Regions from separate parts of the Homo sapiens genome. Here region 1 is linked to region 2. The links are chromatin loops, found by intact Hi-C in ENCODE. Cell type or tissue: endothelial cell of umbilical vein. All regions are shown on one strand. Links, peaks and the distances in the headings refer to the core of each region. The heading gives the core; the rest is flanking DNA.

The links. Peaks named below come from ENCODE experiments on the same cell type or tissue, not always from the same donor. Only the 100,000 strongest peaks of a DNase experiment are listed, where the experiment ranks them.
Region 1: it touches region 2 in a loop (3-fold over the local background); 16 of 110 quality-filtered maps call a loop at or near these places.

The regions. Positions count from the first base shown.
Region 1 is chr13:97,262,959-97,278,190 of GRCh38, reverse strand. It overlaps MBNL2 (muscleblind like splicing regulator 2), which reads right to left. Exons shown (of 9, transcript NM_001382683.1): 2 at 1,782-2,559. The coding sequence starts at 1,955. All of the region lies in intron 3 of LOC101927385 (a long non-coding RNA gene), which reads left to right. Among named protein-coding and RNA genes, the nearest start is that of MBNL2, 48 kb to the right of the region's middle. In endothelial cell of umbilical vein, for the core only: a CTCF peak has its summit at 9,233; a DNase peak (open chromatin) is centred at 9,240; H3K27ac peaks cover 4,121 bases.
Region 2 is chr13:97,337,185-97,352,416 of GRCh38, reverse strand. MBNL2 (muscleblind like splicing regulator 2) reads right to left here. Exons shown (of 9, transcript NM_001382683.1): 4 at 9,201-9,401; 5 at 5,350-5,613. Among named protein-coding and RNA genes, the nearest start is that of RAP2A, 89 kb to the left of the region's middle. In endothelial cell of umbilical vein, for the core only: a CTCF peak has its summit at 7,699 (motif pointing right); DNase peaks (open chromatin) are centred at 7,386 and 7,686; H3K27ac peaks cover 819 bases.

The sequences.
Region 1 (15,232 bases), core at 4,472-12,471, 74 kb after region 2:
CCTCTGCCTCCTGGGTTCAAGTGATTCTCCTGCCTCAGCCTCTCAAGTAGCTGGATTACAGGCATGCACCACCATGCCCTGCTAATTTTTTGTATTTTTAATAGAGATAGGGTTTCACCATGCTGGCCAGGCTGGTCTCAAACCCCTGATCTCGTGATCCGCCCACTTCAGCCTCCCAGAGTGCTGGGATTACAGGTGTGAGCCACCATGCCCGGCCTACACTGCTTTTTCATAGTGAATGTTTCTATTGCTGATAATCGTAGAGGCAAATACAGACTTGTTTTACTTTTTTGACTAAGGCAAAATAAATACTAACATATAACCATGCTTGTACTGTTATAGTTTATATGAATTGTGATTTATCCATCTATTCATTTCCATTTTAGGCAAAACAATTCATCATTTTAAAGTCTAGTCTAATAAACCTTTTATGATAAAAAGGAATAAAATAGGAGTAGGTATTGATGTAGATTACAGATCTAATTTGTCAAAATTTTACCCTTAAAAGACTTTTGTTGGGTCAGAAATACATTTTCCTGCTTTGAGTGTATTGACAAAATTTCCCTTTAAGATATATTAAAACTTAAATATAAGTTTGAAGTCTTACAAAATTATAAATTTTGACTTATGTCTTATGAGACATAATTTTTTACTTAAGACAAAATTATCCCAAAGGACAACTCAGTCTCTTTAACACCCAAGAATAGGCTAGGGTCACTATTTTGTAAACTAACAGCTCTATAATTTCTCAAGTCATATGTCAAGAGCATTGATAAACAATTTTCTTAACTGTTTGGTAACCTTGCTGAAGTCTTGCAGAGATGTAAACACTGAGCTCTTTTAACCTATGTGCCTTACTTATTGCTCCTGAAAACAATATTATTATGCCTGTAGGAACGCCCTAGACAATCTCAGATTCATAATGTTAGGGCTGAATACACCCCCCAGCATTAGCGGTTAACTCATGCCACTTCTAGATCTTTCATTAAATTCTCTCCATCCTCCTAACTCCACCCAACTCAGTATATGACTCAGATGCCTTGAATCTCCAAAAACATTTCTTGAAACAGTCTGTTGGAAACCAGCTTTCTTCTATGGACTCCATAGAAATGTTTTTGCTGTCTGTTCCTCCCACAAGGCATGTGTCCCCTTCTTGCATTGTAGATACTTGCTGATATGCTGAATTGTCCCTGCCAGACAGTAAGCTCATCAAAGGTGCCATCTGAATCACTTTAGTTTCTTTTGTCATATAACTCACATGAAGTAGATTCTCAAGTATTGAGTATTGAGCGTGTACTTAATAATTTCTGTTAGCCATGACACATTTTCAGAAAAGCGTTTTAGGAAGTACTCGGTCAAAGGAAAAAAAAAAAAGCCATAAGAATAGAAAACTCTTCAAGAGCTAAGCCAGAATAACTGGCACTTAAAAGTGACACATTCAATTTCTTCACCTTTATATAACCTCCAGAAGATCAAATGTTGATAAAATATTTATCTTCAGTTGTCACAAGCCAGACTTTGATTTAAAACTCTTGGGTACATGAATGTCATGCCAGACCAGAAATACATCATCATGTATTTTTAATTTAAACATGGGTATGTAAAAAATTTATATATGCCTGATATGAAAAAATTTGAGTGAAAAATCTCCCAACAGTCACCACAAACAAGAAAATAGAATCTAAAAGCAATTTTTAAACTTCTGTAAAAATGCAATGAAAAGCCTTCTGTTTGCAATTCCAATGTGGTATTGAAATGACACATAAAACGCATTCTCTTACCTTTAGGGAATCAAAGCAGGCAATTACTCTTCCATTTTCAACCTGACAACTTTTGGGGGGATGAGCAAATTTGCATTCTTCATCAGAGCGTGAGCATGTTCCTCTTTGAAACTGTCTGCAGACTTCTAATGTCAGCCATTTTGTATCTCTGACTGGGGCAACGTTCAAAGCCATGGTGATAAAGTAATTTGGGCTGTTTGTTTCTGTTAAATGATGAAATCAATCCAAGTTCTAATGATTCCAAAACTACTGTTGTGAAAACTCCCACATGTAAGTCTGAAGGTGAGTGATAAATTGCTTAGTGAAGTCCAATCCAAGGAACAGGATGATGAGAGAGTGTATGGACAGGCAATCACTCATCAATCAATATGTCCCACTTAAAGATGGTAGGCCGCAATAAAAGCATGCTCAGTGTCATCTCTGGCTTTCAACGTCCGAGTCTCTTGACTGTTTTGCAGATACAGCTGTTATTAATAAAGTGACTTCAATATCATGGCACTCCTTGGGAGAATATTTAATGCTGACGCTCACAGCTATTGACGATGTTGGAAAATAAGACACTCAGATGTTCATATTTTAGCAGGATGTTTTTCTTTCCCCTTTTTAAATTCTGAAATTAAGCAATTGGCAAAGTCAGACAACTGAGGTATCTTCATCCACTCATAAGGTCAGGGTAAAGTGTACTTGACAGAAGAGTGGGATGTGAATACAAAGAAAGCTCCCAAGCTGCAGTTTTCCAGCAAAAGTGACTTCACACAGGCACTTTTAAATGATAAACCTGCAAAACAGAAATGAAATATTAACCTTTACACAAACTCAATGGAATCACCACTTCAACGAACTATTGAACTCTTATCTAGAATTTGCAAAAGCACAGTTTAGAGCTTTGAGCTTTGAGTATAGTGAGAAAAGTTATGCATTAAATAAAAAAAAGAATATGCAACGGAAACCGTATTGCAGAATTGTCTAGGCAGCAGTCCAAAAGTTAGGAATGACTCAAACAGATGAGTGTGGCAGACACAATAATTAGGCCTTCTGAAACAATCCCATCTAATGTGCTTAATCGCCAAAACAGTGTATTAGGACTGTGGCTTCCAATTAATTTCACATTTAGGCCATTGATTTTATTGTTGGGAATGCTATAAACAATTATTTGGGATGTGTCCCTCCTATGTAATAAAGATATTGTCATTTTGAATGAAGTGTGGGCTCTTTCTTCTTTATGTTCTTCCTAGTTTACAGAGATGTGGACTTGGAGATGGGTAGGTAGGATCCTCTTGATATTTTTTCTCAGGTATCTTAATACTTCCTCTCCACCATGACTTACCTAATGTTTATCTTCCTATTTACACTGCAACATTCACAGGGCAAAGACTATTCTTTGTAGTTTTCATTTCTGTATTCCCAGTGCCTTAGTCTACGGCGTATATTAGACCCTCAAGAAATATTTATTGACCAATTTAACTGATGACTAAGTGCAGGAATGTAAATTAGTTTTAGTTGAGTTCAGTTTAGTTTTTAACTGAGTCATAATCTAAAAACGCTCTGTAGTATGGAATGCTGGAGTTAAAACACATGGCTACAACAAAAATATAGTCAGTAAGTTCAGATGTCTAAAATAAGCACCTTCAGTTTCTTTTAACTTTTTCAAGGGTTATGAAATCATTAAACATTAAATTCCAGTTACTGGGACAAGCATGAATAAAGGACTAAAGTCCAGAAGTTGATTATTTTCATAAATAGGATATGCCACAAATGACCTTACATACCTGCTGAGCCTTGATGTCTTTCTAAAAAATTTATACCTAAGAAGAACTTAATGAAGACTGGAAGTAGATTATTTTAAATTGGCAGGTAACAAATAAGTTCAGAGAGCAATAATTTTTTTTTTTTTGAAATGGAGTCTTTCTCTGTCACCCACACTGGACCCTGTCACCCAGGCTAGAGTGCAGTAGCATGAACTCGGCTCACTGCAACCTCTGCCTCCTGGGTTCAAGCAGTTCTTGTGCCTCAGCCTCCTGAGTAGCTGAGACTACAGGTGTCTGACACCACGCCTGGCTAATTTTTGTATTTTTAGTAGAGACAGGGTTTCATGGTTTCACCATGTTGACCAGGCTGGTTTCGAACTCTTGACCTCAGGTGATCTGCCCACCTCAACCTTCCAAAGTGCTGGGATTACAGGCGTGAGCCACCGTGCCCGGCCCAATAATTTTTAAGTGGTTCACAAGTGTTCCCTTAAAAAGTATGACCCCAAATCAATTAAGTTTATTTAACTCTGGGTAAATCAAGCCAGACGAGCTTCCTTGCATTAGGGCTTTTTAAGTTTTTTAATTTTTTTTCTTTTTTTTGAGACGGAGTTTCACTCTTGTTGCCCAGGCTGGAGTGCAGTGGTGTGATCTTGGGTCACTGCAACCTCTGCCTCCTGAGTTCAAGTGATTCTCCTGCCTCAGCTTCCCGAGTAGCTGGGATTACTGGTGCCCACCACCATGCCCAGATAATTTTTGTATTTTTAGTAGAGGTGGGGTTTCACCATCTTGGCCAGGCTGTTTTCAAACTCCTCACCTCAGGTGATCCACCCATCTTGGCCTCCCAAAATGTTGAGACAACAGACGTGAGCCACCGCGTCCGGCCTGCAATAGGGCTTTTCTTGGCTGCTGTGTCTGATGGGTCCCTTATAAGGGAGAAGCCTCAATGGTGTCTCAAGCTTATCTGATGATGGAACATTTATTTAAGCAGGACATCTCTTGGGACTGGTGGGAATTGCTACTTCATCCCAATAATTCTTTTACATTTTAATAAAAGTGTTTGCATGAGTTATAATTGCATGCACATTTAAGGAAGTTGGCAATCTTGAAAGCTATGACACATAGCAAACTTCAATTATAAAATATTTGAGGGGTCCAGGCAGGCTCCTGCATGTCTGTTTGGCAACGCTGCATTCACAGAAGCTAATATCAGCTAGCCTAAGCTAGGGAGCTTAAGAAGATGAGTTTAATAACCAAATTTAATATGGGTTGGGTTTCATAGACCAGCCTGGACTTGTATCTTTATTACCTCAACCTGCACCTCTAGCTCCCATGGAGAACAAAGGATGAGGAAAGCAAAGGACAAGGACATATTTCTGCCTGCATCAAGGGAGATGAGGCACCAATGACAAGGATATTTCAAATGATGGGCTGAACACACTTAGTGTTTGAAAAATATTACGTAGAGTCCCCAAGTCCTCAGTACCAGGACCCAAGGTAGATGCTCAACCTCAAAGGCAGCAGAGTCTCTCCCAAGGGCTCCCATGGAGGAAAAGAAAGAGGTAAACATAGGTACTGTTGCATAGATGGCAAGAATAATTACTCAGATGTTCCTAAAAGTTCTCCAGGAGCTATGCTTCCAATGCAGTTCAGTGAATGCTGTACATTTTTATTCATACTTATAGGTAAGAAGCCTTTTTCATTCCCCCTGGAAGAAATATATATTTTTTCCCCCTGGGAGAATTTCCATTTCAACTTACTATGAAAATCCCACCAGAATTCAGATGATCAGACTCTACCAAGATACACTTGCTTAAAATTAAGTATTTATTTGAATTGACAAAAACTGTATAGGATTATTATATACAAATGATATTTTGAAATACGTATGCATTGTAGAATAGCTAAATTGAGCTAATTAACATATGCATACTTAGCATTTTTTAGTTGTGAGAACACTTAGAACCTCTAAGTGAGATCACACCCTATTTGTCTTTAAGATAAACTTGCTTTTAAAAGCAGGGATGGCCTGCCTTACACCTTATACAAAAATTAACTCAAGATGGATTAAAGACTTAAATTTAAAACCCAAACCATAAAAAACCCTAGAAGAAAACCTAGGCAATACCATTCAGGACATAGGCATGCAGAAAGACTTCATGACCAAAAGCAATTGCAACAAAAGCCAAAATTGATAAATGGGATCTAATTAAACTAAAGAGCTTCTGCACAGCGAAAGAAACTATCATTAGAGTGAACGGGCAACCTACAGAATGGGAGAAAATTTTTGCAACCCACCCATTTGACAAAGGTCTAATATCCAGAATTTACAAGGAACTTAAACAAATTTACAAGAAAAAAACAAACAATCCCATCAAAAACTGATATGAACATACAAAGGATATGAAAAGGGCAATGGATATGAACAGACACTTCTCAAAAGAAGACATTTACGCAGCCAACAAACATGAAAAAAAACTCAACATCACTGATCATCAGAGAAATGCAAATCAAAACCACAATGAGATACCATCTCATGCCAGTCAGAATGGTGATTATTAAAAAGTCAGGAAACAATAGATGCTGGCGAGGCTGTGGAGAAATAGGAATGCTTTTATACTGTTGGTGGGAATGTAAATTAGTTCAACCATTGTGGAAGACAGTATGGTGATTCCTCAAGGATCTAGAACCAGAAACACCATTTGACCCAAAAATCTCATTACTGGGTATATATACCCAAAGGAATATAAATCATTCTACTGTAAAGACACATGCACACCTATGTTTATTGCAGCACTATTTACAATAGCAAAGACATGAAATCAACCCAAATGCCCATCAATAATAGGCTGGATAAAGAAAATGTGGTACATATACAACATGGAATACTATGCAGCGGAATGAGATCATGTCCTTTGCAGGGACATGGATAAAGCTGGAAGCTATCATCCTCATTAAACTAACACAGGAACAGAAAACCAAATACGGCATGTTCTCACTCATAAGTAGAAGTTAAACACTGAGAACACATGGACACAGAGAGGGGAACATCACATACGAGAGCCTGCTGGGGGTTTACGGGGTGAGGGGAGGGAACTTAGAGGACAGGTCAATAGGTGCAGCAAACCACCGTGGCACACGTATACCTATGTGACACACCTGCACATTCTGCACATGTATCCTGTTTTTTTTTGTTTTGTTTTTTGTTTGTTTTTTTTTAGAAATAAATAAATAAATAAATCTTAAAAAGTGGAGTAGGCTGGGTGCAGTGGCTCACGCCTGTCATCCTAGCACTTTGGGAGGCCAAGATGGGCAGATCACTTGAGGCCAGGAGTTTGATACCAGCCTGGCCAACATGGCGAAACCCTGTCTCTACTAAAAATACAAAAATTAGCCTGGCACACGCCTGTAATCCCAGCTACTTGGGAGGCTGAGGCATGAGAATTGCTTGAACCTAGGAGGTGGAGATTGCAGTGAGCTCGCGCCACTGCACTCCAGCCTGGGCAACACAGAGAGCCTCTGTCTCAAAAAAAAAAAACAAAAAAAAAAAAACAAAAAAGAGCAGGTGTACCCAAGCTTTCTGATGGCCAGAGTCACTTGTACAGCAAAGATGTTTCAGAAGGAAAGAGGTGTGCATTATATCACAGGTACAACATACTGTTATCATAGCCTCTCATGAATCCACTCTTTCTCCCAGCTTGTTCTCTGTTCCTTTCCAAAAAGCTATACGGCTACTGTTAGCATAGGCACCTGTACCAAGGAGTGGGTACAGGCAGGCAGATGTGGGGAAAAGGGAGAGAGCCACTTGAGCTAGGTTAGATGGTTCTACCAAAGATAAGAGCAATGGAGGGTAAGGATGGGCTAGACCACATTTCAGCATGGCCATCAAGAGACGGGACTGAGAGATATGCCAACATATAGATGTAATAGAATATTGGACTTACTAGCCTGCCAGTTGCTGAGAGGAAGGGGCATGTGTTAGACTGTGCTGTTCAAGGCAGAAATCACCAGCAACATATCAATCAAGCACCTGAATTGTGGCTAGTGAAACTGAGAAACTAAATTTTAAATTTTTATTTATTCTTAATGAATTTAAATTTTAAAAACTCACCCTTGATTCAGTCATTGGAAAACTTTTTAGTGTGATTAGACCAAGTTGAGTATATAAATTTACTTTTTTAATTTTAAATTTTATGAAACCTACATACAGATGGAGTACTGCCAATGAAAATTTAGCATCCAAATTCAGATGTGCTCCAAGTAGAAAATACACACTGAATTCAAAAATACATGCCTTGTAAGAAAAAAAAGAATGTGAAAATATCTTATTAAGATTGTTTCATAGTTATTACATACTGAATTAATATTTTTAATATATTGGGTTAAATATTAAAATTGATCTCACCTGCTTCCTTTTCCCACTCAAAAATTCATAATTGTCTAAGTAGCTCACATTCTATTGCTACTGACGGTGCTGTCTCAAGGGCTTTTGCATTTCTTCTATTAGTCAACAGAACTTCCAGGGTGATAGAAAGTCCTAAGAACTAGCTTCCAGCCTTCACTTTGCCAAGGTATCTCGTCACATAACCTTGGGCAAGTCAATTTCTTTGAGACCCACCTTCTTCATCTAAATGTCGATAATAGTTCCTGCCTGTATGTACATGGTTGCTGCCATGAAAGACAGATTATAGTGGAAATATAAAAGTATTCTGTGATTTTTAAAAGTTACTATACCAATCTGTATTAACAAAATCTACTTTCAGGCTTCCTCTCTCTCTACGATAGTTCCATATGATGACCAGGATTAGACCTGGTGTAGATCTGCTCCAGCCACAGAGTCTGAGAGCAGGGAGGTGCCTAGAGATCAATGGTCTGACTGCATAGCAGTACCTGGACCTCTTATCTGGAGAAGGCTTCACTTCTCACACCGCCTTTATTTTGCAACCAAAGGGAGCCTCAGAGAGGTTTTTCCAAGTGTCACTACAAAAACCTTAAGCCCGCTTTCTTCCTCCAGCTGCTGTTCACCCAAAAGTGAAGGGAACACCTCTGGGGCCAACAGTCACCCTGGGTGGGAAGCAGGGTTGGAATACTCTGGTAGCACCAATGGGAGCCTGCTTCCCTGAGGGCACGGTGGAAATGCAGCTGCTTTTCCATTCACAGTGCCCTGGATGAGCAGGGAGGAAGGGGTGGCATTTCAAGTTCATCTGCCCAGAGGTGCCCCTGTTAATAATGTCTGGAGAGGGCACCTCCAGACGTTCCACAATTTTGGAAATTAGGAAAATTTCCATCAAGATTCCATGTATAACGGCATTGCCCCATTATATGCAGGGCACCCTTAGCCTTTCCCAGAAGTTTCTAGGCTGCACTGGGAACAGGGTCTCTGCCCACATTATTTTCCAGTTTTGTGTAAGTCTCTCTCACTGGTGTGTTTTAGCTTCCATTTCTTTCACTTCTTTTGACTTTTTTGGTTGTATTTCCAATGTCCCAAACAATCCTACCCTAATTAGCTCCTTCCAGTGCAGAACCTAGGCAATGTTTGGGAGTAGTTGCCCCCGATTATTTCTCTGGCAGGCCCTCTCCTTTTTCTCCTCAGGCATTTAGAAACTTCCTGCCTTTCTAAGCCACCTCCTGGAAAAGGATATGAGCTTGCCAGGAAGGTTCAGCTGAGCCACCCTCCGGCAGGCCCTCCTCACGGGCCTGCATCCGGAACAGCGCCCCCTCCTTCGTCCTTTCCCTTTTGACACCCTCTCCTACAGCCCATCTTTAATACTGCCTGGTCATTATTTTTAAATAGGTATCATTATTCCTTAATTCACAAGAACTGTAAATACTGATTTCTCCATCTGCCTCCCCACAGTGTAAACTCCTACAGGGTTTGCCTCAGGTATCTGATAGACTTTGCCTATTATTTTTGAATCCCCAGAGTTCAGTTCAGTGCCTGGTATGCAGAATATACTGGACAAATGTTTGTTGAATGAGCTCCTGATCCTCCTCCAAGGAATATTTGCATTTTAATAAGAACCAAAGTCTAAGCTAAAGGACTAATGCTCTGAATGGGGAATTCCAGTATTATCTGTAGGAAAATTCCAGCAGATGCCACTGGCTTACCCTGCGGCTGCCAGGTAGGTTGAGGCTGGGAGCTGCCCCAGGGATGCACACCGTGAGCCTCAATGCCCAGATCTTTAGTCCAGCGGTTTTTAAAGTGTTGTGCCTGGGCCAGCAGCAGCAGCATCCGCTGGGATCTTGTTAGGAATGCACACTCTCGGCCCGGCGCAGTGGCTCACACCTGTAATCCCAGCGTTTGGGAGGCCGAGGCAGATGGATCATTTGAAGTCAGGAGTTCCAGACCAGCCTGGAAAGCATGGTGAAACCCCATGTCTACAAAAAATAGAAAAAAATTTAGCCGGGCGTGCATGGTGGCGCACGCCTGTAATCCCAGCTATTCAGGAGGCTGAGACATGAGAATCACTTGAACCCAGGAGGCAGAGGTTGCAGTGAGCCAAGATCGTGCCACTGCACTCTAGCCTGGATGACAAGAGCGACGCTGTCTCAAAAGAAAGAAAGGAAGGAAGGAAGGAAGGAAGGAAGGAAAGAAAAAAGAAAAGCACACTCTTAGGCCCCACCACCAAGGTCCTGGATCAGATACCCTGACAACGAGGACGAGCAATCTGTGTTTTAACAAGCCATCCAGGGGGCGGCTGATGCAGGCTCAAGCTTGAAAACCCCTGTCGGAAGCATTCCTTGCCTTCTGTGTGCCAGGCATCCTGCTGCTTGCTGAAAAGAACAAAGATGTCCACCTGGAGTTACCTGCAGGCTTTTGAGTTCACTGATTTCCCTAGAAACAATTGTAAGAGTGCTGGCCGGGCTGCCCCCAGCGGCTGTTTCTGATCAATAAAAACAAAACAACAAAACAGCCAGACTCACAGAAAACACCTGAGAGATTTGTTTCAGCTAAGACTTCCTTCTGTGAGAATTAGGAAAGACAATGACCCATAGCCTTCTAGAGGGGGTGGGTGCGGCCTTGTTTTACGGACACTTGCCTGAGAGAGGACCACTTTAAAGGGACTAGTGGCCTGATGACCAGCAGCTCAGCCATCAGAAGGAGCTGCTTTGTAGTGCCCCATCCTCTCCAGAAGGCGTGTGATTTAAGGAATATCCAGGTTCACTGCTTGACTCATCTTTAAAGAAAAGGCAAGACTGAAGTTCGAGAAGAAAGAAACGAGGTTCTGTAGTATTTCCTGAAATGCCAAAGGATGTGCCGTTCAACTGTACAAAATAATCCCAAGCTATTTTTAGGGTCTTTACTTACATGACACTTCATTTTTCAAAATGTATTTAAGAACTCTTCTAAGTGTTAGATTTTCAGAAAGCATTCACTTTTGACTGTATAAAAGAACTTGCCGCTCACATTCTTTTGCAGCTGCTAAGTTATGCAGGGTGAGTCTGGAAAGCCTGGCTTTTCACTCTGCAAGGAGGCGACCTCCCTCCATTCCACGCCTCTCAGACAAGCTGGGGCTGTGGACCCCAGGTGTCTCCTCCGTGCCATTGCTTTCTAGATAGTTTGTACATTTTTTAAGGGAAAAACATCAGTCATGTCCAATGTTGAGACTGAGATTGATCAAAATTTCAGACCACCTTAAGGGAAATAATTCTGCAGCACACAGTTCCTCCAGTTTACTTTCGGGTCATCTATGATATTTTAGCTGCCTGCCAGACATCGGCCTCCTAGGGAGCTGATTAAAGGATCTTTGCAAAACAAGCCTATTTCTGAGTCAGACAGTCAAGAACTCATTATCCATTAAGTAATTTATAGGATGCCTTTAATTCTTTTTATATAAATCTAATTACAAGAAAGAAACCTTGTCTCCTTGACTCTCCTATTTCTAATTTTCGGAATCTCTGAGTTTCCTATTTTTAATTTTTAAATTCTTAAAATATATATTTTTAAAAAATAATGTTTCCTTCCTGTGAGTGGCTCAATGTTGGAGCGTCCCCACTCTATTTCTGGAGACTAATTTAAAATAGCTCTCAATGTGCTCTCTCTGTTGATCGATGACTTGGCCGCATCCTAAGCCTATCAGATGCAGACGCCTGGGCGGAGAGGGCCCTGGAGGAGCTGCCAGCTGAAGGACTGGGGCTGAGAGCCACTTGATCTCCAGAAGGAGGGTGTAAGACTGCCCTGTAATCACAGCCTCGGAGAAGAGGCTCCTAACTGGGGCCTGCCCATAGGAAGCTCAGTGAACCAAGGGAAACACAGATGTGAATGAGATGCAAATGCAAGTGAATAGAGAACTCGATTGACTTCGCAAAGAAAAACATTGAGGCAGGTAGCAAAAGAGATTTCTTTTAATGGTTTTTCTTTTAGATACCTTTAAATTGGTTTTGTTTTAATTAATTAATTAATTTATTTATTTATTTTTCGTGAGATGAAGTCTTGCTCTGTTGCCTAGGCTGGAGTGCAGTGGCACAATCTCGGCTCACTGCAACCTCCGCCTCCCAGGTTCAAGTGATTCTCCTGCCTCGGCCCCCCAAGTAGTTGGGATTACAGGCACCTGCCACCAAGCCTGGCTAATTTTCATATTTTTAGTAGAGAAGGGGCTTCACCATGTTGGCCAGGCTGGTCTCAAACTTCTGACCTCAAGTCATCCACCCACCTCGGCCTCCCAAAGTGCTGGGATTACAAGGGTGAGCCACCGTGCCCGGCCTAATTTATTGAAAATATAAATAAAATGGTGCCTTGAATGTTCTGCTTGGTTGAAGGACAAGACCAGCTTTTCTAACCTGGACTCTACTCTCTCTGCCTCTGAATAGCTGTGTGATGTCACCTGCTCTATCTGAGCTTCATTTTCCTTGTTTTTCTTCAAAGGGATAGTAACACTTAAGCCATAAATACATGCACTGCAACCAAAATATATTTAGTAGTATACTATCAATAATCTCTATGTGGTACCTAATCTGTATCAACATTAGTTCTTGAGACATCCACATGCATGTACACACACACGCACACACAAAAATGACAGGTGGAAATAACTTTTTTACTAAAAGTTATTTTCTCCAAAGTCAACGAAGTATAAGTAAAAGAAAGTAGAAAGGCTCTTTCTCTGAAGGTAGGTACAAGCTATGAAGTCCTGCCTAGCATGTGAGTTGGACACGCCCTTGATAGACTGTCTTCTAAAACTAACTCCAAACTTTCATTCTTTCTAACTAGAGAAAGAACCGTGTCTGACAATGATATCTTCATTTTACATGGTATTTTGTCCTCTGGAACATACTTTCAGATATATTAATATAAGGGAAATAAAACATAGGGTTACCCAAGGCCATTCAATGACTCAGATAAGCCAACCTTTGTTTTATGATAAAAATAACAAAAGGAGAAATTTCCAACTTTTTTTTCATGTATCTTATGTCTTAAAGTACAAGTGAAAAAGTCATAAAATCCAGGGCTCATTTTAACATGCAAAAATTTCCAATCTCTTTTCATTGCCATTTCCAGGAATGGGTAGAGAAAGAAATCACATCCTCAATTCAAAGAGTGAAAATTTCTAAATATATTCTTGAAACTACAGCCAGATGTAATCTATTCAACACGTATTTGTATTCAAATTATGTTTTTCACTGCATCTGTGTTTTCTATCCAAATATTTATAATTCAGTTAGGAGATGCTCTTATTAGAAATAAAAGCAATTGTATTAGAGACCATTGAAAACTGCATTGCACTTACCGGTTTCCTGGATGTCCAGGAACCAATGGCTGTAGCCAGACAGAACAATGATCGATCTGTCAGCTGAAATCTAGCCCTGAATTCCCAGAGAACTCTTTGTTAGAACTTCCATTTCCTTCCCCGGCCATAGCCTTGGGTGGACAGAACCACTTTCAGCTGACCTTTGTCTTTTTCTCTCTCTCCAGTGACCAGCCTAATGGCCATTTCATTGGCCTGTACACCTACCTATAAATACTAATAACCCCTTTTTTGACAAAATGTTTGTAACACAACTTTTATTATCACCAAATGAAAATCATAGTGTAACCAACAGACACACTTTAAAAACAAAATCAATATATTGCCATAACTATAAATACTGTAATTTACATATCAACAGAAAGCTACTTTATACAATAAATAATATGTATTTTAAAATTTTGATGCTAAGGCACAAGCATATTAGAAGACAGAATGAAGTGTCAGAAGCTGTCACCTGTTTGTTTGCAGCACTGTAATGAATGTAACGGGTACAAATGTAGACTGACACAGGTTTGATAAAAGGCATGGCTTATCAAATTGCTGAATAATTTCTGATGAAGTTCCTAACAAGTTAAATAATAATCTTCTCTGCCGGGCACAGTGGCTCAAGCCTGTAATCCCAGCACTTTGGGAGGCCGAGGCGGGTGGATCACAAGGTTAGGAGATGGAGACCATCCTGGCTAACACGGTGAAACTCCATCTCTACTAAAAATACAAAAAATTAGCTGGGCGTGGTGGCGGGAACCTGTAGTCCCAGCTACTCGGGAGGCTGAGGCAGGAGAATGGCATGAGGTCCCGAGCCCCAGCTACTCGGGAGGCAGAGGTTGCAGTGAGTCGAGATTGCATCAGTGCACTCCCGCCTGGGTGACAGAGCGAGACTCCATCTCAAAAAAAAAAAAAAAGAAAAAGAATAATCTTCTCTCAGTTTACACAGTTGTTGCATTCTTGAAAAATTCGATTATACTACAACTGTCTAATAATTAAAAAAATAAAAGTAAGGCTGGGCACAGTGCCTCACACCTGTAATCCGAGCACTTTCGGAGGCCGAGGCGGGCAGATCACCTGAGGTCAGGAGTTCGAGACCATCTTGGCCAACATGATGAAATCCCGTCTCTACTAAAAATACAAAAATTAACTGGGTGTGGTAGTGCACACCTGTAATCCCAGCTACTTGGGAGGCTGAGGCAGAAGAATCACTTGAACCCAGGAGGCAGAGCTTGCAGTGAGCAGAGATAGCACCACCGCACTCCAGCCTGGGTGACAGAGTAAGACTCCGTCTCAATAAATAACAACAGAGGTACAGGCTGGTTCCTCGCTCCAAGGGAGTCACGTCCATTGCAAGACATCAAAATCCTGTACTCCTGTCCATTAAATTCCAGAGATGCCCCCCAGGCATTTGGACAATTTTTTTAAAAATGGTCCTTTAAGTTTCCACCATGTCCCTCAGGGTAGTGTGGTCCTCATTATGAATAGTGACATAGGGGCTTTGTCTGCCTAAGTATCACTAAGTAGGCCCAGGTGTAACACATCAGCATAGTTAGTATAGTAGACAGTGGGGAACACTGGCAGGATCTTGACAAGATTCCCAGCTGGAGGAAGCTCTTTCTGGAAGCACCACCTAGGATACATTAGAATTGAAAAGGTTGGCAGGGGAGGGGAAATTGGTTAAAGGTTACAGCCATGGTAGAGCAGAAAGGTCAAAAATTACACTGCAGTGGTGAGAACAAAACGGAGGTGTTACTGCTGAGGTCAATTCATTAGAAGCAAATTCATCTTTGGGGATTGGGAATGAGGCGTGTAGGAAATAGATGGATCAAAACGGACTTCAAGGTCGAGCGTGGCAGCTCAAGCCTGTAATCCCAGCACTTTGGGAGGCCGAGGCGAGTGGATCACCCGACCTCAGGAGTTCAAGACCAGCCTGGGCAACGTGGTGAAACTACTCTACCAAAAAAATAAA
Region 2 (15,232 bases), core at 4,682-12,681:
TATTGAAATTAGGCCAATTAATAACTTTAAATGGCCTCTAAGTGTTCAAGTGAAAGAAAGAGTCACAGATTATTACTTAAAATCAAAAGCTAGAAATGATTAAGCTTAGTGAGGAAGGCATGTCGAAAGCCAAGATAGGCTAAAAGCTAGGCTTCCTGTGCCAAGGTTATCCATGTTGTGACTGCAAAGGGAAAGTTCTTGAAGGAAATTAAAAGTGCTACTCCAGTGAACATACAAATGATAAGAAAGCAAAACAGCCTTATTGCCAGTGTGGGAAAAATTTTATTGGGCTGGACAGATCTAACCAGCCACAGCATTCCCTTAAGCCAATGCCTACCTTATTTATTTATTTATTATTTATTTATTTATTTATTTATTTATATTTTTATTTTTCTGAGACAGTCTCACTCTGTGACCCAGGCTAGAGTGCAGTGGCATGACCTCAGTTTACTGCAACCTCTGCCTTCCAAGGTTCAAGCGATTCTCATGCCTCAGCTCTTCGAGTAGCTGGAATTATAGCGTGCACCACCATGCCCAGCTAATTTTTGTATTTTTAGTAGAGACGGGGTTTCACCATGTTGGCCAGGCTGGTCTCAAACTCCTGGCTTCCAGTGATCCACCCACCTCTGCCCCGCAAAGTGCTGGGATTATAGGCATGAGCTACCACGCTGGCCGAAAACCTAATTTAGAGCAAGGTCCTGACTCTCCTCAATTCTATGAAGGCTGAAAGGAGACAGGAAGCTACAAAAGAAAAGTTGGAAGCTAGCAGAGATTGGTTCACAAGGTTGAAGAAAAGAAGCCATCTCCATAACATAAAAGAGCATGGTGAGCAGCAAGGGCTGATGGAGAAGCAGCAGCAAGTTATTCAGAAGATCTAGCTAAGATCACTGATGAAGGTGGCCACAGTAAACAACAGATGTCAACGTAGACAAGCCAGATATTGGAAGATGTCAACTAGGACTTTCAGAGCTACAGAGGAGGACTAGCTTCAAACCTTCAAAGTACAGCAGCTGACTCTTGCTAGAAGCTAATGCAGCTGGTGAATTTAAATTGAAGCCAATGCTCATTTACCATTCTGAAAATTCTAGGGCCCTTATGAATTATGCTAAATCTACTCTGCCTATGCTCTAGAAATGAAACAACAAAGCCTGGATGACAGTATATGTATTTACAACATGGTTTACTGAATGTTTTAAGCCCACAGTTGAGACCTACTGCTCAGAAAAAAAGATTTGTTTCAAAATATTACTGCTCATTGACAATGCACCTGATCACCCAAGGGCTCCAGTGGAGATGTACAAGGAGATTAATGTTGTTTTCATGCATGCTAACACAACAGCTGTTCTGCAGCCCATGGATCAAGGAGTTATTTCAACTATCAAGTCTTATTAATCGAGAAATACATTTTGTAAGGCTGTAGCTGCCACAGATAGTGATTCCTCTGATGAAGCTGGGCAAAGTAAATTGAAAACCTGTAAAGGATTCACCATTCTAGATGCCATTAAGAATATTCATGATTCATGGAAGATCAAAATATCAACATGAACAGGAGTTTGGAAGAAGTTAATTCCAATCCTCATGGATGACTTTGAGGGGTTCAAGACTTAAATGGAAAAAGTAAGTAACTCCAGATGTAATGGAAATAGCAAGAGAACTAGAATTCTTAATAGAAGTCGAGCCTGAAGATGTGACTGAATTGCTGCAATTTCATGATAAAACTTTAATGGTTGAGGAGTCGCTTTATGGAGCAGCAAAGAAAGTAGTTTCTTGAGATGGGTTCTACTCTTGGCTAAGATGCTCTGAACATTGTTGAAATGATACCAAAGGATTTAGCAAACTATATAAACTTAGTTGATAAAGTAGCAGCAGGGTTTTAGAGGACTGTCTCCCATTTTGAAAGAAGTTCTACTCTGAGCAAAATGCTATCAAATAACATTGCAGGCTACAGAGAAATCTTTCATAAAAGGAAGAGTCAATCAATGTGGCAATGTTCATTGTGTTTTAAGAAATTGTATTTTTAAGAAATTACCACAGCCATCACAACTTTCACCAGTCACCACCCTAATCAGTCACCAGCCATCAACATCGAGGCAAGACCTTCCACCAGCAAAAAGATACGACTCACTAAAAGCTCTGACTATTGGTTAGCATCTTTTAAGCAACATTTTAAAATTAAGGTGTGTATATATTCTTCAGACATAATGTTCTTGCACATTTAATAGACCACAGTGTAGTGTAAACATAACTTTTATATGCACTGGGAAACCAAAAAATTCATGTGATTTGTTCTATTGTGATACTCGCTTCATTGCAGTGGTCTGGAACTGAACTTTTACTTGAAGGACTAATATTTCCATTATCAGGGCCTCATTCCATACCTCAGTGACCAAGGATAGCCACTGGGACCCAGGCTGAGTCAATCACAGCATCCTGTCACTGACCACAGGGACAGCCACCAAAATGACCTTTAACTTCTTCCCCTGCCCCAATACCTAATTAGAGCTGGTATAAAAGACACCATTCTCTCTCTTGTCAAAAGATGTAAGAATACATCCCTATAGAGGTCCAAAGCCTTGGTCCTGGGTCTTGTAGAGAAGCTGACCTTAGAGAATGGTGTGGCCATAGTAAGAGAAGCAGGCAGGGGAAAGAAGAGAGTGACCTGTTGGTTCTGAAGTTTCTGAACCCAGGCGTTCCTGAGTCCATCTCTACTAAAAATATAAAATTAGCTAGACATGGTGGCATGCACCTGTGGTCCCAGCTCCTCGGGAGGCTGGCGCATAAGAATCACTTGAACCTGGGAGGCGGAGGCTCCAGTGAGCCAAGATCGCACCACTGCACTCCAACCTGGGTGACTGACAGAGCAAGACTCTGTCTCAAAAAACAAATAAATAAACAAATTTTGTGGAAAAATGTGTTCTTAGTGCCCATCAATCAACACACCAATTAGGATAAGTTGGAGCTGGCCTAAAATAATGATTACAATGAAAAAAAAATTTGCTTCCTATGGGATGAGATCCTCACCAGGTTGATAGTAGAATGGATGTCGCATTGGCAAAATGTGTAAAAGATCTCATTTGTGCTCTGAAAGAATTCCTTTTTTATCAGCCTTAAGTGATCAGTTTACTCTCCTCCTCCCATTCCCAATTATAATGAGTTTCGGAAACTACTCTTTTACTAGAAGAAAAAAAGGGAGAATTTCTCTATTTTATTGACCCTCTTGTGTGGATACATACATCTCCACATATATAGGAATTCACACTCAGCAAAATAAAAAAATATTAGGTCCAATAACATATGAATGAGAAGGACGAGAGGAAAGGACACTAAAGGGACAAGAAAAGGACTCAGAGATTAAACAAAAACAAAAACAGTGATTTAGATGACGAGGCCAGTGCTCAAGGTGTATGGAAATAAGCAGCTCAAATTGGAAAGGTCTCTAGAACCACACACTCCGCACCTGGTGGTGATTACCTCAGGGCAGATGGTGCCTTTCTCGCTGTATCCCTATCACTGATCACAGGTCCATGCCTTAATAAACATTTGCGCAAACAATGTTGAGTAATTGTGAACTTGTTTGTGTGACAGCTACCCTTCCATTTTAATCAGTAATCAGTGTATGAGGTGATGGCTGAGGTGATGGCTGCTAACTAGAACAAAGTGTTTTCAAACTGTACTTTTCATCTCTGCAGTCATAGCTCTCCTTCTTGAGGGAGGACTGGCCACTGAGTCCTTCATGCCCTCTGGACCCGATTAACTATTTCTATCATGTCACTGAGGAGCATGTTATTGCTCTCAGTTACTAACTCCAAACTCCTTGAGGGCAAGGAAACCTGACTGATTTATTTATTCTACCCAGCAAGTGCCTGATGCATGGTCTCATAAAATTTTTTGAAAGAATGAATGCATAGTGCCTATCACATATTAACATAGACTTCTGATAAGCCAGAGAGCTCACATGAAAACAAATTAATTAGAAACTTCTGCAACCTAATGCAGAAGTTCTCAAGCTTTGCGATGCATTGGAATCACCTGGGAGCTTTTAAAAACTGCCACTGTCGCCAGGTATGGTAGCTCGCACCTGTAATCCCAACACATTGGGAGGTAAAGGTGTGAGAATTGCTTGATCCCAGGAGTTTTGAGACTAGCCTGGACAACATGGTGAGACCCTGTCTCTACAAAAAAAATTAGAACTTAGATGGGCATGTTCCCAGCTACTCAGGAGGCTGAGGTGGGAGGATCACTTGAGCCCAGGAGTTTAAAGCTACAGTGACCCATGATCATTCCACTGCACTCCAGCCTGGGTGACAGAGACCTTGTCTTAAAAAAAAAAAAAAAAAAAAAATCCCACTGCCCAGACCACACCAGACCAACTAAATAAGAAAATAAGAAACTTCAGGGAAAGGGACAGATGTCAGGTCAGACCCTTCAGGTTGTTCCAAAATGTAGCCAAGTTTGATAAGCAATGTCTAGGCAGGTGCTTCTCAAATGTTAATGTGCATACAAAACACCTGGGAGATGTTTTACAACTTAAATTCTGATTCCCTGAGGTCTGGGGTGAGGCTGAGGATTCTGGAGGCTCCACAGGCTTCTAGGTGATCCTAATAATGGTGCATCTGGTCTCTAAGGGACAGTTAGGCTCTCCGAGATTCTGAGCAGGCTCCCAGGCGATGATAATGATGATGTACTGCTGGTCTCTAATGACAGTAGGGTGACTCAGGGAAGCAAGCCTAGGTCACAGGTCTTTTTTTCTTTCTGCACCAGCCAGGATGGCTCCACTTTCATCTGTTTCATGCATTGCTATTCTGCATAAAACCTCATTGAGATGGGGAATCTGACCAGCATTGCCCTTGTAATAAGTGAAAGAAGAGGAGAAAATGGGAGTAGCGAAAAGCCAAATCACTCTCTGGGCTTCTCTTAGGCCACAGATGTCCTCCGTGGCTGCTCCAAGGAGCTGGGTGCCTCCTCGTGCTCAGGTGCAGAAATGCACCTTTCTTTCCCCTCTCCGAAGCGGTGCCCACCTTCATGTTCATTACAAGGCCCCTGAGCCTCTCTTAAAAAGACCCTAAGTGAGCACACTCAATCTCCGCCACCCTAGGAGGGGGAACGGAGCTCAGGGACCCCAGGACTTTCCCTGCACCTGAGGGATTTACTTATTGTGCTGAAGGGGGGCAGGAGGGGAAAACAAAACAAAACAAAAAGGGGGAAAACAACAGCAAAACTTAGGCAGCGGAGCAGCAGGAATAGCAGCCTTCCATGTTTCCCGAGTGTTTGGAAGAACATCCAAGTCCCAGCCCGGAGCGGCCTCCGCAGAGGCGCCGGGGTGCAGGGGCGGCGGGCGGCCGCACTTACCATGACTGTGGCCGCGGCCGCGGCTGCCTGGGCGGCCACCGCAGCTTGGTTGGCTTGGTGCTGCGCAGCTTTGATTTTGGCCTGCAAGTGTGCAGGAGGGTGAAAATATTTGCATTTCTCCCTCATGCAACGCCCCTTTATGTAATCCATACAAACGGTTACGGTGTTGTCACTTGTGTCGATCATGGTGCTGTCTGCGGGGTGTGCAAAGCGGCAGTCGGTCTCTCCCCGGGCACAGTTTCCTCGCTGGAACTCCCTGCATACCTAAGACAGGGAAGAAGAGCCGCGCTGCAGAGGCAAGCCTGAGCCCAGGCGCCCCTGCGGCCCCGGCCACCGCGGGAGGAGCGGAGGCTGCCTCGCTTTCAATGGTGGCTCATGTACCACTGACAAGAAAAGATTGATTATGCGGAGCCCAGGTAACCACAATCTCTGACACAGTCATTTGAGTTTTGTTTTACCGCCTTTTCTAGGGTGAAAATCTATATTGAGAAAATAATACGAAATCTGCAGTTCAGCTAAAATAACAAAGGAAAAGCAACAAGGCCTCCATTGTCCCTGGGTAGCATATTATGCAGCTGTCTATCGATCTGTCTGTCTGTCTATCCATCCATCCATATATCTATCATCTATCTATTTATCCATGCATCCATTCCTTCATCTATCATCTACCATCAATCAATCTATCCAATCATCTATCCACCTGTTCATTCATCCATCATCTATTATCTATCATCTATCAATCTATCCCTCTATTATCTATTATCCATCTATCTATCCATCCACCCATCCATCTATCCATCCATCCATCCATCCATCCATCCATCTATTATCTGTTAATCTATCATTATTTTTAATGGTAAAAACTGCAATTACTTTTGCACCAACCTAATATTATCTATCATCTATCTACCTACCTACCATCTATCTATCCGTCCATCCAGCCAGCCATTCATTCATCCATCTATCATCTATCCATCCAGCCATCCATCATCTATCATCTACTGATCTATCTAAAATCTATCAATTAATTAATCATCTATCTAATCTAGTTACCTACCTATCTATATACCTGCTTACCTACCTATAATCTATCTATTTAATCTGTCAATCACCTATAATCTATCTACCTCTCTCTATATCTTCAATCACCTACTTGTATGACAATTCTGACAATGCTATAGGTTTTTTTTTGTGTGTGTGGAGGGATAATTTCACCTATATCAAGCTACCAGGTCATAGCTGTACAAAAAGAATCAGAGAAAATGACGACAAACTTGTTCCTCCTCTCTCTAAGGGGGTGGGGTGGGGTGGGGTGGGGGGAATCTGAACACTCCTGTTTCCCACTCCTTCTCTCCTGCTCTACAAAGATAACATAATCATAAATCAGAAGAACAATATCTAAGACACCAAAATTTTCATTTTTAAGGTCACTATACTATTTTTGACAGCACAGAAAAGAAAAAAAAGACAAAAGGAGAGAAATACGGCAAGAGATATAGAGAAAGAAAAATGGAGGGAAATAGTTTATTTTAAAAATTCTTTAATGCTAAATTATCCTGAAATCTCAAGTAACTAGGATTCTCTATCCCCTGAGAATTCTGGTGGATCAAGATTTTACTGTATGAAAAAATATTTCTTTAGAATTTGAAGAGTATTCTTAATTATGCCCTGCATATAGATAACATAAAATAGCATAAATAACATATGCATGTTGCTTATATAATTCTTCTCTGCTCATAAATATTAGCAGGAAATAATTATGAGTAGAATCGTAAGTTATTTATTTTTAGGCTCCAATTCCAAAGTGGATATGTAAATGATCATCACGCTGATCATTAGTGATGTTATATGAAGGGCCCCTGACATGAAATTCAAGTATTGTGGAAGTCAGACATACTTAGGAAATACTGTTTCACTGACCAGTGACCAGGCCAGCTTGAAGGTAGATAGCATAAATCACCAGATTGTTAATTGTTTCCTCCTACTTTGGATATTAGCCAACATTCTAACTTTAGTTCATAAAATGCGCAAAATAAATCACTAAGATGTTCCCACGGATTCTGAGCAAGCCTTCCTCCATCAATGGAATGACTTCTGTCTGATAGCATCATAGGTGTGGACCAGCCATCAGGCTCCTACCAAGGTGCTTTGTGTGCAGCTGACTTCATTCCTGGTTTGAAATGAACCAAAAGCCGCTCTGCTAAAATCATTGTGATTCATTTTTACATGTCTTTGTCTACCAGCCCTGTTGAGAAGGACAATTTGTTCCCAATTCCACTGATTTAATTTGTTTTCTAAAGTACAGTCACATACTGAACACAAAAGCTCCGTGGGTCCAGCAGGTGGAGCCCAAAACACTTTTCCAGTCCTGTGAAAGGTCTATTCAGTAATTGACAAGGGTAGGCTGGATCTTTTCAAAATAGTAACAATTAGAGTTTCCATTCTCTTCATCTGGGCATCCAGATTGAAACTAAGTGAAAAAATAAATATCTTCTAAAATATTTGCAGTTTGAAATTCTGAGTTTTAAAACTTGCACAGGTTATTAGGCAGCCACATTTTATTGCCTTCAAGGTTTATTGGGTTAATATTTAAACAAATGCACATTGAAAGAACATTCTCTAATAATCCCACTAACAGAAAGCACTGTGTACGTCCTAACCAGATGCATCACCTAACACCTTTAATCAGTAATGGAATTAAAGGAGCTCTCTGAAAAATCTATGAGAATCTTTATACACCCTTATGAAATGCTGTAGTGAATATCATAGGGATATAGCAGTAAGATACATAGATGAGTTCTACAGCTCTGATTAAAGAGAAATTTTACCCAACAAAGTACAGGAGGTTTGGTTTGATTCATAACTTAAGAACGATGTTTTTTATATATAGGAACTTGTTTTCTTGAATGTTATAGAACAATTGAAGTTAAAGAAAATATCTCAATTAATAACTAAATTTACGGGCTGGGCGCGGTGGCTCACGCCTGTAATCCCAGCACTTTGGGAGGCCGAGGCTGGCGGATCACCTGAGGTTGGGAGTTCGAGACCAGCCTGACCAACATGGAGAAACCCTGTCTCTACTAAAAATACAAAATTGGCCAGGCGTGGTGGCGCATGCCTATAATCCCAGCTACTTGGGAGGCTGAGGCAGGAGAATCACTTGAACCCGGGCAGAGGAGGTTGTGGTGAGCCAAGATTGCACCATTGCACTCCAGCCTGGGCAACAAGAGCGAAACTACGTCTCAAAACCAAACCAAACAAAACAAAAAACTAAATTTACTCATCCTCCAATTTCCCCTGTTTAGCAACAACACAATCAGAACTAATATGCCAGAACACACTAGAGCAGCCATGCTTGTTCTTGAGACATTGAAATATGATCATACCAATTGGTAAATAGTTGTAGTCCCACTTACTCCCACCAGTGTCCCTGAGTGTCCTCGGCTGCCCTGGTTGCTGGGCTCCTGATCCACCAGTTTCCAGAACTTTCCAGGGTCTTGCAAGGATTACACCTTGACATGAGGAGGCCTTCAGGACCTGGAGCCATCTCTATGGGCTGCATCATGATTGAGTCACTGTTCCATTGATTGTTTAATATTTTTCCCTTAAACGCATATTCCATGCAGCTGATTTTTGTGTTAAAACTAGTCTTTTCCATAGACTAATTTCCTTTATACTTGGCCTTAACTTCAAACCACAGAGTTATGAATACATGGGTTTTAGGTGAGTTTGTGTGTGTGTGTTTACATGGCTGTTTTGCAAGACTGAATTAATATCTTACAAGCAATCACTTACACAGAAGTATATTTCTACCACAAATGCATGTCAAAACACAAGTAGAATTGAAGTACCTCCAGTTTGTCAGTCCTGAGAAGTTTCTGAGTTGCAGTTGAGCCCGGGACAGTGACCGGTGGACTTCCGGGAACAATAACAGGCGTGGTGGGCAGAATTTCCGTTGGGACCAACCCAACTCCAGGGGTTACAGGTGCTAGGTAAGGAGCAAAGCTAATAGCCGTATTTGTCCCTATCGCGGGACCTACAGGGAAAGTGGGCTGTTAAAGGAAGACAACACAGGAGAAAGAGTTATTTAGAATAAAACTTTAAAAAATTACCAGCAAATGTCATTTGAGCAAAATGTATTCATCATATACTCTGTGTTAATTGTATAGCTCAATGCTGACCTATAATAAAAATGACATCCATGTAGACCCTCTCTTCCCCAAACCATACAGAAATATGAGAGAACATCATAAAAAACCTCTAGTTACAGGAACTAGATTAAGCTTTTGTCCCTATGAAAGTGTTCTCAACAAAAGAAAATAATTTCAACTCTAATTACTCAACATTCCAAACTATTAAATGTTATAACACTAAGGTAGTAAAAGCTATAGAATACTGACTAATAATCTTTGATTTATTCTACATGTTTCTCAAAGGGAGAGGAGTCACAAAACCCTTTGATTACAGCCTGATTTTCAAGTTGGCCAAGTCTATGCATTCTCAAACAGTGGGGTTACTTGGAATTTTATTTTGTCCAGACTCACCAGTATGTTTCCGTATTCCATCACTAGCATGTATATTCCCAAAATTCAAATGTAGTTTTCAAATAAACCTACGATTTTTTGCTGTAGTTCAACTACATCTAGATCCAGTCAGTCTTCCCTTCCTGAAAGGTTTTCTGGAAGAGCTTTTTAATCAAACAATATTGTGATTGGCCATTAAAAGTTGGTTTGGTTTCCTAGGTCACAAAATCAACACAGCAGTGACAAGAGCATACAGAATCTTATTAAATTTGTTCTCTGTCCCTATATTCCTCATCTAGGAATAAGAAGAAATATGCTAGTGGGTTGAGGTGATGATTATTTTTAAAAGCTCCACCTAATAATATGTAAATAATTCTGCCTTTTAGAAAGTAAATAATGTACATTTAAGAGAACAAACCTTGTTAAGTAATTTAAAATTCTAAAGATTTTTCTTAGAATAAATTGTACACCAAATTGGACCTGAATGCTTCTTTTCATTTGTTTGGTTGGTTGTTAATTATAGATGATTTTTAACCTATTTGATTTCAATTTGCAATTACATATTAATGCAGTCTTTTAACACTGAACTTAACTGTTGCTTGTCACACTTTTAACATTGAACTATGCTGTGTCATGCTTGTTCTCTGTTTCTACATTGTGGGTGACATTCTTCTTGTCTATTTATGACCCTGGATGGATTATTTAACATATGGGAAAAATGACAACCTATGTTTAATAAACATACTTTTTCTTTATAGCAGTAACAGAAAAATATCTCTTATGAAAAGTCATTATAGAAAAGAGTAAATTATTGATAGTTTGTGCAGGCAGTTATCAGACAGGCAGGAAAGCCTATTTTCAAAGTGGCTAGAAGGGGTGGTTCTAATGGTCTTAGAGGGGTCCTGGCTCAGTACTCCCACAAGATGCTGTTAGATCTCTATGGCTCAGACGTAAAATCCACTTTGGGAGAAAGTTGCAATATGAGGTCTGAATGTGGGAAATAGATGGCAGTTAGAATTTTTTTCTTCCTCTACTGTCAACAAATGTTTATATGTGTATGTTACTCACTGAGTCATAATTATAGAAAGTTATGATTTTCAGTAACTGTAGCTTTTATAATTTAGTACTACTGGAGAAAAAGCCAAGTGATTTAAATGGTTTACGGACTATGTAATGTTAGGATTTTTAAAAAGAATCAATTCTGAAAGGTCATAAATCACAGCACATCAGTGATTCAGTGGACTAGCTCTGTCAGAAATGCCTGGGGGAGATTTTACAAATAGTGATTAAATTCTGACCCAGTAGATCTAGGCTGAGACCTTGATACTTGAATTTTAGAAATTTTACTAAATGATCTGATGCATGGCCAAATTTGGGGAGCATTGTCATATGTGAGGAGTAAAAATAGTATTAAAAAACTTGCACTAAATGTGTAATTTAACCCAGAGACTATCAACGTAAACATTTAGATAAAAGAGCCCTCCCCCATACTGCCATTTTTATTTTCTCTGGAAGCAAATTCTCAACCCTCCCAGCCCACAGATCATTTGATGCTAGATCATTTGAAGCTAGGGTTAGTGTGGTACCATAAATACGGGTTGTACTTTGCTTTGTCGATAGGATTGAGAACCTCAAAACTCATTTCCCAAAACCATTTTGGATATCGACAAATCTATTCCAATTAGGTAACTTTTGTCTTCAAAAATATATGTCACTTGTTCATCTGATTTCATAGTCTAAAATCAATGTCCCAGTATGTTTTATTGATGATGGCAATAACACAGTTCACAGAGAAATAGTAATATTTTAAAGTAAAACCATAGATTTTAGACTCAGAGAGGCCTGAATTCAAACCTAGCACTCTGACACTTACTACTCATTAACCTGGGGAGGAAATTAACCTCCCTGGGCTTTAATTTTCTTATCTGCAATGAGTAAGTGAAACTACTTAGCTGAAAGGGTTGGGCAGAACAAGGCGCTATTGCACTCCCATTTCCCATGGTCAGAACTCAGTAAAAAGCAGCTCTCATTAATACTGTAAAAATCAATGTCCATCAAGGTTTTTTTGGCCTCAAATTATCTAACAGTTCTGCAACAGGGATGTAATGAGCATAGCAGTATAGTAAGGGTATAAAAGTGAGTAAAAATATAGCAACAAATTTCCCTTTCCTTTTGAAATGTGGACTGAAAAAAATATTTTCTGTCACGTGAAACTGAAAGTTGCAAGTTCATAGGCCTTACGAAGACAGACGCAGTTGGATATGTTCCTTTTTGATGTAGCATGTTTTTCATTGAAGTTGATTAGTTAAAAAATACAGTTACGGTGATTTGCAGAGAGGCTCACTCCGTGTTAATATTATTGTGGATAATAATGCTTTACATCTGTGAAAGGTTCTGGTAGTTCTCAAGGCATTCTCACACTTGTCTTCTTTAATCTTCTCAAATCCATGAGAAGCAAGTGCGGCAGCAAGAATTGCTCAGCCTTCCAGGTGAAAACAATTTAGAGGAGAGCCACTAAATGGATAACCCAAGGTCAATGCTGCAAGGCAAAGTCAAGGCAGAACACCCGGGACTCCTGGCTCCTAGTCTGAGGCCATGTCCACTCTTCTGCGATTACTAGATTTTGTTGGTTATTTCTTAAAACAAAAGAGGAAAAACAACGCCCCCCCCGCCCACACACAAATCAGTTGCCCGTATGTTTCTGGAGAGAATGCAGAGAGCGTTTGGTGGAGAGTTGCACAGGAACACGACCCACAGCCAGCCTGGGCCTTCTACAGACAGGAGGTGTGAGGTGTGGGGCCTGCTGCCTTGGAAAAGTGGTTCTCAGATCCTGAATTCAAATTAAACTCCCGAGGTAGAATCTCGGCCAACAACGGATCCCGGTGTCTGAGTTTGGTTCTCAGCTGGCGGCTGAGAAAAGAGAAGGGCAGCACCTTCCAATGATTCTGTTCCTGGAAGCGCACCAACTACAGCTTGGGAGAATTAGCCCTACAGTTTCTGCAGAAGTGCTGTTGCCAGGCTGTCTGAGACAGGATCCATTTGGTCCACGTCATCTCTCAGCTCAAAGCCACAGCTAAAAAGGCCAGAGGACAAGATTCGCGGGAAGCCTTCTTGAAGAAAATCGCTTCTGAAATGCTGGTCTTGCGATTTCCTGCCCCTGTTCTCTACTCCACCTTCCCGTGTTCCTCTCCGCAGTCTTCCATGCCCTGCTTTCCCTCCCAGGACATCAGGTCCAGGTTCAAAGATGACAAACACACCCACACACACTCACACACACAACACACTCATATACACAACACATACTCATACACATTCACAACACACTCCCATACACTCACACACACAACACACTCATATACACAATACATACTCATACACATTCACAGCACACTCCCATACACTCAACACACGTACACTCACACACAACACACTCATATACACACTAGCACACATATATACACTCACTACACACCTGCATGCACACATATACACACTTGCACATATACACTAACTACACATTCATACTTACGTACTCAACACACTCTCACGCAAACATGCACATTCTTTGCTATTTTGTAGCAGCAAGGGGGCTTAGCCAAGGGTAATGGCCAAGTGGCCCGAGGTATTTCATGGCTCAAAAGTGCAGTCAGTAGGCGAGAATGCCGTCGTCCCACTCGTTTAGAATGCGTCTGCTTTAAAGGGTACGTGCCTGGCACTCACGCTAAAAGGCTGACACACGGCGTCTCCTAAGCCTCCTCCCTCTACTGCCAGAAGCAGCTCCGGAGGGCACAAGACTCATGCAAGACTTGTCCCTCGTGGTTCTTCCACCTCCATCCTCCTAAAGGTCGCTCACACTTGCTTCTTTATCTTGAGTGCACATATGAAGGCGGTGCGCGCTCTGGGAAGGGAAGGAGGGAAGAATTCCTGTCCTATTCTATCAGGAATTGGGGAGAGAAAAGCTGCTAGGAGGAATAAATGAAGGGGACTTTTCAAACACTGTGAATTTGAGACAGAAGGGTTGTCAGGGGAGAGAAAGGCTTGAATTTTCATTCCCTTAATAAATATTTATTGGTGCAGACATGGTGCCAGAACACTGTGTACATTGATTGAACTGAAGCCCTAATGAGAAAGAAGAAAACAAACAAAATTACAGTTCATTTGTATGGATAAGCAAAGAAGGAGGAGGGCTCGCTGGTAGAGAATGCTGGGGGTTGCATGTGGGTTACAGGGGTGGACCTGGAGTCCTTATGAATGAGGTGAGTTAATGTGTGAAAAGCACTAAGACATGGACAGGCCAGCAGAGGCAGAGGCTGGGACACACACGAGCTGTGTGTGTTCACCCAGCAATGTAGGCAGGGTCGTGACCAGATCACAGAAGCCATAGGTCATGATCAAGGTCAGAGTTTCGGCTTTGTCCCAGTAAGATGGAAAAGCATGGAGGGGCACATAAGGGAGTGACAGGATGCTATTTATGTTTTAAAAAGATTCCTCTGGTTGTTGTCTGTGGGATATAATGGAGTAAAGCAAGAGTGGATATTGATAGATTAGGAAGTAAATGCTTTTATGATATTTTGATAAAAGGTTGATGGTGGCTTAGATGAGGGAGCTGAGAAACAGGGGAGTGGATGGGGTTCAGGGCAGATATGACAGGACTTGCTGTTGAACTGGATGTCAGTGAGCCACCTATACTCTACTAGGTCACTGATTCATTTCTGAGACTGAATTAATTTGTTTCTAGAGTTGATAATTTTTAAACATGTCACAATTTTTATTCTAATACTTCCAGTGATTTCAGGAAAGAGTCTGCTAGGTTTTGGTTTTCGATTGCCAGTTGATAGTACCATTTATTAAAATGGGAAGAATTTGATTTTGAACGGGTCAAGTTCCTTTAAGAAATTTAAAGGTGAGGCCAGTAGAAAGGTGGATATGTGAGCCTGGGGCTCAGAGGAGAGGTTGGGCTGGATGCATACTTTTGGGGGTCCTCAGTCTATAGATGATTGACAGACACAGGAATGGATGAGACCACAAGGGAGAGGACAGATGGAAAGAAATATCCAGCTCTTGGAACCTCAACATATGGAAGAGGAAAATGGTGGGCAAAGGAGACGGAGGAAGGAGTGTTTAACAAAGGAGAGATTCATCACATGACTTGAGCACCGCTGAGAGGTAGAAGAAATTGTCTTAGTCCATTCTGGCTGCTTATAATAAAATATCATAAGCTGGGTGGCTTACAAACAACTGAATTGAATTTCTCACAGTTTTGGAAGCTGGAACCCCCCAAATCAAGGTGCCCGCAGATTTGATGTCTGATGAGGACCAGCTCCCTGGTTCATAGACAGTGCCTTCTTGCTGTGTCCGCA